Linked DNA regions of Homo sapiens: region 1 is linked to region 2. A link is a loop called in an ENCODE intact Hi-C map of the cell type or tissue named here. Cell type or tissue: ovary. All regions are shown on one strand. Region 1 overlaps MCF2L2 (MCF.2 cell line derived transforming sequence-like 2). Region 2 overlaps MCF2L2 (MCF.2 cell line derived transforming sequence-like 2).

Evidence for each region. A loop is a pair of places that touch in the nucleus more often than their neighbours do. Peaks named below come from ENCODE experiments on the same cell type or tissue, not always from the same donor. Only the 100,000 strongest peaks of a DNase experiment are listed, where the experiment ranks them.
Region 1: a loop joins it to region 2, with 3 times the contacts of the local background. A loop is called at or near these places in 2 of 110 quality-filtered maps.

The regions. Positions count from the first base shown.
Region 1 is chr3:183,296,824-183,300,823 of GRCh38, reverse strand. It overlaps MCF2L2 (MCF.2 cell line derived transforming sequence-like 2), which reads left to right. Exons shown (of 30, transcript NM_015078.4): 11 at 628-819; 12 at 3,657-3,848. Among named protein-coding and RNA genes, the nearest start is that of B3GNT5, 46 kb to the right of the region's middle. RefSeq lists enhancers at 1,649-1,943, 3,438-4,000. In ovary, no CTCF peak of the experiment used is centred here; a DNase peak (open chromatin) is centred at 1,813.
Region 2 is chr3:183,233,120-183,237,119 of GRCh38, reverse strand. All of the region lies in intron 15 of MCF2L2 (MCF.2 cell line derived transforming sequence-like 2), which reads left to right. Among named protein-coding and RNA genes, the nearest start is that of B3GNT5, 18 kb to the left of the region's middle. RefSeq lists silencers at 2,804-3,017, 3,012-3,212. In ovary, no CTCF peak of the experiment used is centred here; no DNase peak of the experiment used is centred here.

The DNA.
Region 1 (4,000 bases), 64 kb before region 2:
GCGCGTCTTGAACTCCTGACCTCAGGTGATCCGCCCACCTCGGCCTCCCAAAGTGCTGGCATTACAGGTGGGAGCCACCACGCCCAGCCTAGACAAGCATATTTCTTAAGTGTCATGACCACCTTTGAGTTGTCCAAATCCAATTTTCACCAGTGTTTCAACTTCAGCTCACCCCCCACTCTCCTCAAGGACAGGTGTCAGTCCCTCTTCTTGTTCCTTTAGTTAATAGGGGTATTCAAAATCTCTTATTATGTGCACTCCATGCTTTTCTGCCCTAGAGTTTATTGCAATTGTAATAATTTAACGATTTGTGTAATTTAGTTGATATCTGAATTCTCCATTAATCTGAAAATTTTGGGCTTGTTAACACTATATCCTCGATGTCTAGCCCAGAACTCAACAGGTATTTGAATGAATGACTGCTGTTGTTCAGCATGTGGACAACTCTGGGCCAGGCTTAACTTCCTGGGCCTGGAACCATTCCGAGCTTTCTCAGGTTCTCCAGCCTTCATCCTGGGTTAGCATCTCCACAGCCTCCCTCCAGGCTTGGAGCACACAGTACCAGGCAGCTCTCAGCCTCATGATGCTCTGACTTCTGACGCCTGGCTGTGGGTGTTCACTTTGCAGGAGCCCCTGGAAAAGGCCCAGCTGCTGGCACTGGTTGGGGACCAGCTCATCCAAAGCCACCATTATGCAGCAGATGCCATCAGGCCCCGGTGTGTGGAGCTCAGGCACCTCTGTGACGATTTCATCAATGGAAACAAGAAAAAATGGGACATTTTAGGAAAGTCCTTAGAGTTTCATAGACAGCTGGACAAGGTGAGCAAAACACAGCCAAGAACATGATGTCTGCAAGATTTTCTGTGAAGAAGCTTCCATCATACTCGTCCTCCCTTCCTTGTGTGATTGCTGAGAGGCTTGAGTGCTTTATGTGAAAAGATGTTCGAGAGGCATTAAAAACTGTGCAGATCCTGGGGTGTAGAAGTATACCTGGCACGAAGGTAAAAAGTGCTCTGGCCATCCCACCACATCCCATTAAAGTTAACTGAAGCCCATTTCTATCTGTGTGGAGCCGGACTTTAAGAGTGTGTTTTGGCTTGGCCCTGTGGGAACACTTCTTGATTCCCTTTCAGGTGTACAGAGAACCAAGCACTATATTTGCAGAGTGCTTCCCTCATATAAAGGCAAAGGGTTTTGACTCTTTTTGGAGAAGCTTAAGTAATAACAACCATTTTATACCCCCTACCATGTATCGAGCACCTACTGCATTCCTACCAGGAACATAATTATGTCATCTATTTATAATCCTCAAGACAACCTCTGAGGAAGGTATTAATGGCCTCATTGTGCAGAGGCAGAAACTGATACTCTGCTGGGTCTCAAAATGTAGCACACGAGAATCACCTAGTGAGCTGTTATATGGCAGATTCCCTTATGCACTGCCCTGAAGACTCAGCGTCGATAGGTCTGGAATACTGCCCAGGAACTAGTATTTTAGTAAAGTGTCTAAATGATTCTGGTGCAGGTGGTGCAGGGATGTCACCAAGAAACCCTGGGGTAAATGACTGCCCAAGACCACACATGGTGCACACAGGGGAAGCCAGAATTAAAGTCAGGCCTGCCAGATTCCACACCAAGGCTTCACAGGATAGACAGCAAGGGCGCATGCCAGGGGCCCACAAGGAGAGGGGTGCCCTTTGGAGGTGACCTCTAGGGTATGTTCCCAGTCAGCAGGAGCAGCGGTTTCTGGAGTCTTCCCTGTGAGCTGGTCCCAGGCAGCATGTGGCTGACGGCAATGAGTCAGCATGCTCCATCCCCACAGCTGTTCCTCTTGCATGGCAGGGGGCACCCACCCAGGCGCTTACCTCATCCCATTGCTAAAGGGATTTTAATGTCAATGAAATATAGTTGTTTCAGAAGCAAGTAGCTCCGAAGGGGCTGGTGTGCAGCCTGCTCTGTGTGCTGAGCTCGCTGTGGGATCAGCTGCTGTTTTCCCAACTCCATTTTTGCTCCAGAGATTATAAGCCTGGTGTGTGTGTGTGTGTGTGTGTGTGTGTGCATGTGTGTTTGAGAGAGAGAGAGGGAGACAGAGAGAGAGAGAAAGCAAGTAGCCATAGTAACTCTACAGAAAATCCCAGCCTAATGTTTTTTGCAGATCTGGGCATGATGTGTAAAGAGAAAGTTTTCACAGCATATATCAAAGCATGAGTTCATATTATTGTGGAAATCCAAAAATGTAGGAAGAAAAAGGTTACTCATGGGCACGTACATATCCCACTATCCCCCATCCCTACATAATGGTAATTATTAATTCTGAAATATCTTTATGATTTTTTATTATTCTAAATGTGGTACATATTCACTGTAAATAATCTAGGAAAAAAATAAGACAAAAACTTAAGTTGCCTATCATTTTCCCACTTAGAAAGACAACCACTTTGGCGTGTTGCATTTTGATCTTTTTTCTCTGTATAGTTACTTTATATTGCTTTTCAGGTCACATGGTAAATGGAAATGCAGAGGTATTGGCACTGGAAACTTCTTTTCATATAACTCTTCAGGTAGCATAAGGGCTCCCTGTCTTTCTGTTCAAGTGTCTCAGTGGAGTTCAAAAGAGCAAAGAAAATGAGTCTTTTTTAAAAATTGAATAATTAGAACTCATCACCTATCTAATGTCCTCCCAGCATCCAGAAACTCTTGAGTATCGCTGTGCTGAGTTACAAAGCTTTGCATTCTTGCTTCCTTACGAAAGACAAACGCCAGTAAATGCAAATAGGGATCACCTGGGAATCCAAAGATGAAAGTTGTGTTTTTGTTAAAAGGGACATGCCCTTCTCCCAGGAAATGTAAGGGCCAGGTCTAATGTCTTATTAATCACCCTGTGTTCTGGTAACCAATTCGGATGCAAGAAGAGTGGACTAGCAGGTAAACCCCAAAAGCCATTGATTACATTTCTCTATGGTTAGACCAGCCTAAGAGATATTTAGCTATAAGGCTGGGTGGGTGCAGTGCCTCACACCTGTAATCCCAGCACTTTGGGAGGCCGAGGTGGGAGGATTGCTTGAGCCCAGGAGTTCGAGAGCAGCCTCGGCAACATGGCCAAAACCTGTCTCAAAAAAAGGAAAGAAAGAAAGAGAGACAGAGAGAAAGAAAGAGGAAGGAAGGAAGGAAGGAAGGAAGGGAGGAAGGAAGGAAAAATTAGCCTGGTGTGGTGGCATGCATCTGTAGTCCCAGCTACTCAGGAGGCTAAGGTGGAAGAATCACCTGAGCCTGGGGTAGACCTCTCCAGGCTGCATTAAGCCATAATTGCACTACTGTACTCCAGCCTGGGTGACAGAGTGAAACCCTGTCTTTAATTAAATATATATTTAGCTGTCTCCTCCTGGAGATGTAGCAATTACTGTTAATGGAAGAGACTCATTTTGCTGACCGAGTGACTTCCCTGAGAAGTGGACAGGTATCAGCTGGTTTGGGTTTGTCCCCCTCATAGTGTAATTTACAGTGGTTAGACCCCTTAAACTCGATGCCGTCCCATGACAATTTCCCATTGTCTGGGAATCCTTGTAGACACCTTACAAGCTCAGACCTGCTGAGGATTACGGTGGCTCTGAGTTGTGGTCAGGCGAAGTGCACAGGGCACTGTTTCTTTCCAAAAGGTCAGCCAATGGTGTGAGGCAGGAATCTACCTCTTGGCTTCCCAAGCTGTAGACAAGTGCCAGTCTCGAGAAGGGGTTGATATCGCCTTGAACGACATTGCGACATTCCTGGGCACAGTCAAGGAGTACCCGTTGCTCAGCCCCAAGGAGTTTTACAACGAGTTTGAGTTGCTGCTCACCCTCGATGCAAAGGTAATGCTTCCGGGTTATTTTGATCCTGTGGTTGGGAAACGGATAGGGGAGGGAGGGACTGTACCTTCTTCCTGATAAAGTACACACAGGGTACTGAGCAGGCTGAATTGAGTGGGCTCACTGGTTCCGAAGCCCTCCGGCGGCCTCTTAGA
Region 2 (4,000 bases):
ATCCTCAATAAAATACTGGCAAACCGAATCCAGCAGCACATCAAAAAGCTTATCCACCATGATCAAGTGGGCTTCATCCCTGGGATGCAAGGCTGGTTCAATATACGCAAATCAATAAATGTAATCCAGCATATAAACAGAGCCAAAGACAAAAACCACATGATTATCTCAATAGATGCAGAAAAAGCCTTTGACAAAATTCAACAACCCTTCATGCTAAAAACTCTCAATAAATTAGGTATTGATGGGACGTATTTCAAAATAATAAGAGCTATCTATGACAAACCCACAGCCAATATCATACTGAATGGGCAAAAACTGGAAGCATTCCCTTTGAAAACTGGCACAAGACAGGGATGCCCTCTCTCACCGCTCCTATTCAACATAGTGTTGGAAGTTCTGGCCAGGGCAATCAGGCAGGAGAAGGAAATAAAAGGTATTCAATTAGGAAAAGAGGAAGTCAAATTGTCCCTGTTTGCAGACGACATGATTGTTTATCTAGAAAACCCCATCGTCTCAGCCCAAAATCTCCTTAAGCTGATAAGCAACTTCAGCAAAGTCTCAGGATACAAAATCAATGTACAAAAATCACAAGCATTCTTATACACCAACAACAGACAAACAGAGAGCCAAATCATGGGTGAACTCCCATTCACAATTGCTTCAAAGAGAATAAAATACCTAGGAATCCAACTTACAAGGGATGTGAAGGACCTCTTCAAGGAGAACTACAAACCACTGCTCAAGGAAATAAAAGAGGACACAAACAAATGGAAGAACATTCCATGCTCATGGGTAGGAAGAATCAATATCGTGAAAATGGCCATACTGCCCAAGGTAATTTACAGATTCAATGCCATCCCCATCAAGCTACCAATGACTTTCTTCACAGAATTGGAAAAAACTACTTTAAAGTTCATATGGAACCAAAAAAGAGCCCGCATCGCCAAGTCAATCCTAAGCCAAAAGAACAAAGCTGGAGGCATCACACTACCTGACTTCAAACTATACTACAAGGCTACAGTAACCAAAACAGCATGGTACTGGTACCAAAACAGAGATATAGATCAATGGAACAGAACAGAGCCCTCAGAAATAATGCCGCATATCTACAACTATCTGATCTTTGACAAACCTGAGAAAAACAAGCAATGGGGAAAGGATTCCCTATTTAATAAATGGTGCTGGGAAAACTGGCTAGCCATATGTAGAAAGCTGAAACTGGATCCCTTCCTTACACCTTATACAAAAATCAATTCAAGATGGATTAAAGATTTAAACGTTAAACCTAAAACCATAAAAACCCTAGAAGAAAACCTAGGCATTACCATTCAGGACATAGGCGTGGGCAAGGACTTCATGTCCAAAACACCAAAAGCAATGGCAACAAAAGACAAAATTGACAAATGGGATCTAATTAAACTAAAGAGCTTCTGCACAGCAGAAGAAACTACCATCAGAGTGAACAGGCAACTTACAACATGGGAGAAAATTTTCGCAACCTACTCATCTGACAAAGGGCTAATATCCAGAATCTACAATGAACTCAAACAAATTTACAAGAAAAAAACAAACAACCCCATCAAAAAGTGGGCGAAGGACATGAACAGACACTTCTCAAAAGAAGACATTTATGCAGCCAAAAAACACATGAAGAAATGCTCATCATCACTGGCCATCAGAGAAATGCAAATCAAAACCATTATGAGATATCATCTCACACCAGTTAGAATGGCAATCATTAAAAAGTCAGGAAACAACAGGTGCTGGAGAGGATGCGGAGAAATAGGAACACTTTTACACTGTTGGTGGGACTGTAAACTAGTTCAACCATTGTGGAAGTCAGTGTGGCGATTCCTCAGGGATCTAGAACTAGAAATACCATTTGACCCAGCCATCCCATTACTGGGTATATACCCAAAGGATTATAAATCATGCTGCTATAAAGACACATGCACACGTATGTTTATTGTGGCACTATTCACAATAGCAAAGACTTGGAACCAACCCAAATGTCCAACAATGATAGACTGGATTAAGAAAATGTGGCACATATACACCATGGAATACTATGCAGCCATAAAAAATGATGAGTTCATATCCTTTGTAGGGACATGGATGAAATTGGAAACCATCATTCTCAGTAAACTATCGCAAGAACAAAAAACCAAACACCGCATATTCTCACTCATAGGTGGGAATTGAACAATGAGATCACATGGACACAGGAAGGGGAATATCACACTCTGGGGACTGTGGTGGGGTCGGGGGAGAGGGGAGGGATAGCATTGGGAGATATACCTAATGCTAGATGACACATTAGTGGGTGCAGCGCACCAGCATGGCACATGTATACATATGTAACTAACCTGCACAATGTGCACATGTACCCTAAAACTTAGAGTATAATAAAAAAAAAAAAAAAAAAAAAAGAGTCATACATTTTCTCCTATTTTATAAAGGTATTTGAAAGGAAAACAAGAGAAGCAAGGAAAAGCAATGGCCTAACACTGATGTGAGGGCTCTTTTTAAGTCATATATTAATTTGAATGTATTTAATGAATATTGATTTGCCTACATTCTTCAGTGGAGTTCCTATCCTTGGCATTTTATCTCTTGCACTCCAACAGGTAAAATGAAGCAGTTGGATGAGATTTCTAGACTTTTTTTCCAAACTGTAATCCAGAATATGACCAAGGGATTTCTTTTCCTTCAGAGATGTGAATATTTTCCTGTATTAGAGTCCTAAAAGCTCCTAAGAGTCTCTTAAGTTCATAGATCATTTTTGGATAATAACCTTGACTTCTGTCCACCTCCTGGTTATTTCTGCCTTCTGACTTCCTTTAATTGTCAATGCATCCTGAAGCCAGCTTGCCAAGTTGCTTAAGCCCAGTGCTTCATGAAGGCATAAGAGGCTGATTGTACTCAGGTTTTCCATGAATGCTTAACTGTTGCTGTGGTCCCACTTGATGCCAGGGCTCGTAGAAACATATTGGTATTGAGGCCTGTACTTCCTTCTGACATAGAAACCGTTGTTGTTTCCGGGTGATTTATAAAAGGCATAGGAACCTCTTTCTCAGTGACTTAGTAAAGTATGATGTTTAAGTAACTTTTTGGGAGTTTTAGACTTCCGGAAATTACATCCTCTGTGGTACATCTTGTTTATCAGTCTTGTCTTATACAAGTATTTATAAATAGACACAAAAATGATTATAAGAAAGAATAATGAGCTGTAAAATATGTGAATTGTATTATTTATTTATATCTATCAAATAGGGTTTACATATCATTACCTCCAGTAACATTCATTTTAAAATATTATGTAAACCCTATTTTTCCATTATAAAAGCAGTAAATGTTTCACTTTAAAAAAGATTGTAGAAGGGTATAGAGTAAGATGTAGAAATTCTCCTTTCCCATACTTTAGCTTTCAGTACCACTCTCCAAAAGCAATCACTTTTAACAATGTGTTAAGTTTCTTTGCATAAATTTTCTGAGCATATACAGTTTTACGTATATTTCTACATACACATTCATTTTTTACACAAATAGTCATACTATGCTTACTTGTCTACGTCTTGTTTTGTTTTTTCACTAAAAATACCTGGCCTCTGTCATATCAGTGTTTTAGTCAGCCTCATTCTTTTTAACAATTGCATGGTATTTCATCATTATATGTATGTACCATATATATGTATATATATATACACACACACACACATATATCTATCTATATCTATATGTATGTATATATATATTTTTTTTTTGAGATGGAGTTTCACTCTTGTTGCCCAGGCTGGAGTGCAATGGTGTGATCTCGGCTCACTGCAATCTCCACCTCCTGGGTTCGAGTAATTATCCTGCGTCACCCTCCCAAGTAGCTGGGATTACAAGCATGCGCTACCACACCCATCTAATTTTTTGTATTTTTAGTAGACACAGGGTTTCACCATGTTGGCCAGGCTGGTCTCGATTTCCTGGCCTCAAGTGATCCACCTGC